Linked DNA regions of Homo sapiens: region 2 is linked to region 1. The links are chromatin contacts, found by Hi-C in ENCODE. All regions are on one chromosome and are shown on one strand. The core of a region is the stretch at or near the end of the contact, and the rest is flanking DNA. Distances in the headings are between cores, read along the strand shown.

Evidence for each region. A loop is a pair of places that touch in the nucleus more often than their neighbours do. Pooled maps may share reads with other maps.
Region 2: a map of CD8-positive, alpha-beta T cell shows a loop between it and region 1 (10-fold over the local background). The contact joins the promoter of LYPLAL1 here to the promoter of SMYD2 in region 1. A Hi-C loop is called at or near these places in 1 of 168 maps with a recorded cell type or tissue (CD8-positive, alpha-beta T cell), 1 of 37 single-sample maps with no recorded cell type and 9 of 50 pooled maps.

What each region holds. Positions count from the first base shown.
Region 1 is chr1:214,279,633-214,282,489 of GRCh38, forward strand. SMYD2 (SET and MYND domain containing 2) reads left to right here and starts at 1,527. Exons shown (of 12, transcript NM_020197.3): 1 at 1,527-1,795. The coding sequence starts at 1,623. It overlaps LOC124904509 (a long non-coding RNA gene), which reads right to left and starts at 1,404. Exons shown (of 2, transcript XR_007066876.1): 1 at 1-1,404. RefSeq lists an enhancer at 482-1,047 and silencers at 1,327-1,616, 1,637-1,756, 1,787-1,946.
Region 2 is chr1:219,172,524-219,175,292 of GRCh38, forward strand. It overlaps LYPLAL1 (lysophospholipase like 1), which reads left to right and starts at 1,355. Exons shown (of 5, transcript NM_138794.5): 1 at 1,355-1,458. The coding sequence starts at 1,368. It overlaps LYPLAL1-DT (LYPLAL1 divergent transcript), which reads right to left and starts at 1,265. Exons shown (of 5, transcript NR_038845.1): 1 at 947-1,265. RefSeq lists enhancers at 1,186-1,235, 1,316-1,645.

The DNA of each region.
Region 1 (2,857 bases), core at 277-2,776:
CATCTTTCTATCCCAGTTGCTGGCCATAGTCAGTCGAAGTTTCTTAAAATGCATAAATGAAAATACTATCATAACTTCCTTTACTTGAAGACGGGTTAGAGGCTTATTTAGTTTGCCACTAATAAGGGCTTTTTTGTTTTCTTTTGAGACAAGGTCCTGCTCTGTCACCCAGGCTGGAGTATAATGGAGTCACCACAGCTCACTGCAACCTTGACTTCCCAGGCTCAAGCTATCCTCCCACCTCAGCACCACTTGAGAGGTGGTTAATTTCCCATAGAGACGGGGTCTTTATGTTGCCCAAGCTGGTCTCCAACTCTCCAATTCCTGGGCTCAAATGATCCTCCCACCTTGGCCTCCCACAGTGTTGGGATTACAGGGCTGAGCCACCACACCCAGCTGATAAAGACATTTTACTGAAATGCCAAAAATTCCACTGATTTTACATCTCCAATCATATTAATCCTTTCCCTTTGCTCAACCAGTCCTGAACTTACACAGGTAACTGTTTGAGGTCCTATTTTGAAGTAGTGGTTTCTGCTAAATGATCTCGTCACAATTTTAGTCTTTACTGCATGTACATCAATTCCAGTCTTTACATAATCATGTGGAACACGGATTATATTTTCCTTTCTCATATGAAAAGTAATAGCGTGCATGTGTATAGGATTTACGTTTCAGGCTTTGTGGGCTTTAAATCCTTTGACTCCTAACCCAAGTGACTTTTCTAAGATCACAGTTCGTGGGTGGTCAAGCATATTAAAACTACTGCAAACTCTAGCGCAGTGTCCTGGACACTGGCCACAGCATCGCATTATCCCCCAACAGCCTAAATTCCTTGAAGGCAAGGTTCTCTCTGGCTTCCTCTGCAACGTTCGCAGCATGCCTCAGAGACTCGGTGAGCTGGGCCGGCCAATGCATTTCCTCTTCCGTCCATGTAATTCCACTAGAGGAGCAGAGGGCAAACTACGTTCCCATTAAAGCCACAAGGTTTAAAAACCTCTAACCTTGGAAAAGCACACTTCAACCCTCTGCACACCAAACTTCTCTACTGTGGTTTCCCCTCTGCCGCTTTCTCCTTGGCGTTCCCCGATCACTGCCTCTAGGGTCTTTACAAGGGACAGCGAACGTAAGGTTTCGGAGCTGGCTTCGCCCCCTTCTATTTACCGGGGGCTGGTCATCCTTCGGGCCAGGCTGACTGTCTAGGGGTGGCCCTCGGATACCTGGTCCCCGCAGGTGACCCCCCTCCCTCCCACCGAGGAGGAGGGCGCGTCCCGCTCGCTCCGTGGAGACGCCGCGGAGGCGCACACGCCTCACGCCTCCTCGCAGAAGCCACAGGGGCTGCGGCTCTTTGTCGCGGCCACACCGGAAACGGCCCGGAGCGCGCGCGGGGCGGCCGCCGAGGGTCGCGGCGCTAGGCGGGGCCGCCGGGCCCGTCCCCCTCCCCGCGGGGGCGCGCGAGGCCCGGGCGGGGCCGCCCTCCCTTCCGGGGAGCGGGGAGCCGCCGCCGCGTCCGCCGGGCGGCTCCCACCCCGCCCCCCGCAGCTCTAGGTGACGCGTCTCCAATAACAGCTCGCCGGGAGCCGCAGCTCGGGCACAGCCGGCGGCCGCGCCCCGCCGCCACCATGAGGGCCGAGGGCCTCGGCGGCCTGGAGCGCTTCTGCAGCCCGGGCAAAGGCCGGGGGCTGCGGGCTCTGCAGCCCTTCCAGGTGGGGGACTTGCTGTTCTCCTGCCCGGCCTATGCCTACGTGCTCACGGTCAACGAGCGGGGCAACCACTGCGAGTACTGCTTCACCAGGTAGGGCGGCGGCGGCGGCGGCGGCGGGCGGGAGCCGGGGGCGCCGAGCGGGAGGCTTGGACGGCGGCGCCAGGAAGTGCGTGCGGCTCGCGGGGTCCTAGCGCCGGCCCTTGGGGCGGGGTGGGGGGCGGGGAGGGGAGGAGGCCCCGCGCTGCGGCCCCGCGCTGCAGCCCCACGCCAGGCGCCACGTGCGAGAGGAAACAGGACCGGTGCCCCGCTGCACGCCCTGCACTGCACGTTTTCAGAGTTGCTCACGCTGGATGCGCAAACCCGGGCGTGCAGGTTCCTGCCCTCAAATGTGGGCTCCGAGCCAGGCTTGTTCCAAGCCTGGGCACTCACTGCCCTCCCGGTGCATTGGCAGCGGAGCCCCAAATTTGGGCAGCCACGGGCTGTCACCTTTAACTTATGCTTCCTGCGGTGTGTTCTGTTACCCACAGTCCAGCCCTGCCTCAGATTGGCCGTTTCTTCCAAGGAATTTAATGACTTAGTATATGTCTTGTAAAGTACGCTTACATGTTAAAGTACGCTTACATGGGTGTTTGGAGGGACGCCAGTGGGCACTGACCACACCCCCTGGATTCTGAGGTGCTGCGACGATGAGTTGCAGTGTCCAGTTTCGGTTTGGGATTAGGAAAACATGGTCGCAGGAAGGGATTGGGCAAGATGTGTGGTTGCTAATGGTATTTAATTGTAAGATACCATATGTATATATGTGTCTGTGTTTGTATATATGATGCATATACATTTGCACACACCAACACATAATTATATCCTCAACTCTTATGAGAGTTTCAGAGCTTAAAGGCACATTAGAAATCACCAATTCAGTCTTGTCTTTCACTTAATGGATGAGAAAACTAAAGCCCAGAGAGAAAGTGGAGTTACCTTTATCCATTCACACCAGTAGTGAAGGGAGTGAAATCTGGCCTTATTCACTTCTGCCTATTTCTCACTGGTTAGGTGCTCAGTAAATTTACTAAGGCAGGAGGCATGGCATTGGGGTTAAGTTTATATCAGGCCTTCCAGTACTCTGAGTAGAGACCATGATTTGCTTTCTTTGAA
Region 2 (2,769 bases), core at 105-2,604, 4.9 Mb after region 1:
CAGTGTTTAATGGTACTTAAGCTTTTACTGGGTTATTTTGTTGAATTTTACATGAGGCAAGAGCAACCTGCTGGGGCCACTGCCTTCAGTATTAAAAGATACCTATGTTTTGGACTTTATACAGGAAATAATTCCATTTCTTAGTATTTTTAAAATTATGGTAAAATACACATAAAATTTACTAGGTGTATAGTTCACTGGCAGTTATTAACACTGTTGTACAACCATCATCACTGTCCATTTTTAAAAATGTTTCACTATCTAAGCAGAAACTCTTGTACTCATTAAACAACAACCTCCCAACTCCCTCTTCCCTTAGTCCCTGGTAACCTCTAATTTCACTTTCTGTCCCTATGCATTTGCCAATTCTAGATATCTCATGTAAGTGGAATCATACAATTATTTGTCCTTTTGTGTCTGGCTTCACTCGGCATAATGTTTTCAAGGTTCATCCATGTTGTAGCATGTATCCGAATCACATTCTTTTTACAGGCTGAATAATATTCCATTCCAATATGTACATAGCACATTTGGTTTATCTCTCCATCTGTAGATGAACATTTGAGTTGTTTCCACTTTTTGGTACTTGTGAATAATGCTGCTACAGAACACTGAAGTACAAGTATTTGTTTGAGTCCCTGCTTTCATCTCTTTTGGGTATATACCTAGAAGTGGAACTGCTAGTACCTATGCTAAGTCAATGTTTAACTTGTTGAGGAGCCACCAAATTATTTCTATTGCCGCAACATCATTTTACATTCTGATCAGCTATGCACAAGGTTTCTAATTTCTACACATCTTTACTAATACTTATTTTCTGTTTTTTTGATAAGAGCCATTCTAATGGGTATATAAAGCAGAATCTCATTAAATTAGATTTGCTTTGTAAACTATTTATTAAAAATAAGAGACACGAAGAGAACTTATTATTATATGCTTCGCTTACCCTGTATATCAAGAGCTGCAAACATCCTGTGCGAGTCCCAAAGTGAAAGGTAAAATATGGTTCTATTAAATTTTAAACATAGTAACACGAATATTTCTCCAAATAAGGTAATCTTGAGTTTTGGGATTGCATTTAAAATTCCTACAGCAAATGCTCAGGATATAAACATATCCATTAGTCATTACAGAAGTCCACACGAGGCTGACACACGTAGAATACCATTATTAGCAAAACTAAACTCAGTACAGTTACAACTGCCTCAAACTTGACCCCAAAGTATTGAAAGCTCCTCAGAGAGCGGGCCAGCAGCGCTGCGCATGCGCGCTCCCGGGCGTGCTCCCGCGCGTGCCTGCGTATTTGCGTGCGCGGCCCCGCGCGGCAACGCAGGGGCGGAACCGCATGACTGGCAGTGGCATCAGCGATGGCGGCTGCGTCGGGGTCGGTTCTGCAGCGCTGTATCGTGTCGCCGGCAGGGAGGCATAGCGCCTCTCTGATCTTCCTGCATGGCTCAGGTGGATTTCAATTTTACGTCCTGGTTTTCTACAGCTCGGGAAACATCCTCCCCTCGGTTACCCCAGTATTGCCCAAGTGGAGGTGTCGCCGGGCCCAAATAGGGCCCAGTGGGTGGCTCCCCCGTCGCCAGCCCCGGCTGTAGATGCACGGGCAGCGCCACCTGCCCCCAGCCTCCCCCGTTAGTCTTCCTCTTTCTATCGGGCGGTCACTGGTCCACCACCCTCGCTTTGGGGCCTTGTGTCCCGCCGCTCAGCCAGCCCTCCATCCCCACAACACACCTCCCCATTCCTCGCCCCAAGTTTAAACAGAGCAAGTTAGTAAGGTAAGTCTTCTGCTAGAGGGAAATTATTTAGTGTTTTTCATTATCAGCTACTAGTGATTTTTCAGTCGTAATTGCCCATTGCTTTTTCCAGGCTCCCATACTAATGTAGACAATTGAGATTCACAGTTAACTTAGATACTGTTTACAGATTATCTCTTTTCTGTAAGCCACTGTGCCATGGCTGGAGTGCTTTCTCTCACTTTCCTTTTTGCTGCTTCTCTTTCCTTCCTTTCCCTTTCCCGCCTGTGTCATTAAACTTCCAAGATAGACTACAGGGGCAGGACCCCCAGGGACAGGCATCTTCCACTACCTGCCCTTAGTAACGTGTGCTTAATGCTGTATCGTTACTTAACACTCATCTGTAATCACTTTTGTCTGTCTTCCCCACTGGATTGTGAACTTCCCACTGGATTATGAGAGTAAGGGCCCTTGTGTCAACCTTTGCACCCCCAGTGCTTGGCCCAGGGTAAGCTCTCAGGAAATGTTTTTTAAAGAAATGAGATGCAGCCGGTGTCCTCAGGGGGCCTACCTAAAGTTAAAAACAAAAACAATCCAATTAGTTTGAGTCAGCAGTGCATGGAAGATCACAAGACGGTGCATGGTTTCCTGCCAAGTGAATTGTAAGAGAAAAAAATGTGGTTAGGCATTATTAAGGCATTTGGAAGATGAAAAGCTTGTCAGACTTTTCGAAGAAAGTGGTCTTTGAGCCGAGACGGGTAGGCTTAAATGGGACGGTGATTGGAAGGGAATTGGAAAGGTACTGGGCAGAGACCTGGAAAAGGGCAATTGTGGGAGGTATTCTCTTTATTTTGAAAATGAGGCCAGACAGGTTCAGCAGCTTGGCCAAGGTCTCTTAGCTGTTACTGTGAGTAGTGGCGGATTTGGGATTAGAACCCAAAGCTCTCCGACCTCAAACTCAGGGCTTTGGTGGGGTAAGGTGAAAAAGTTTGAACTAGGATATATTGTTTTGGAGATAGGGAAGAAGAGG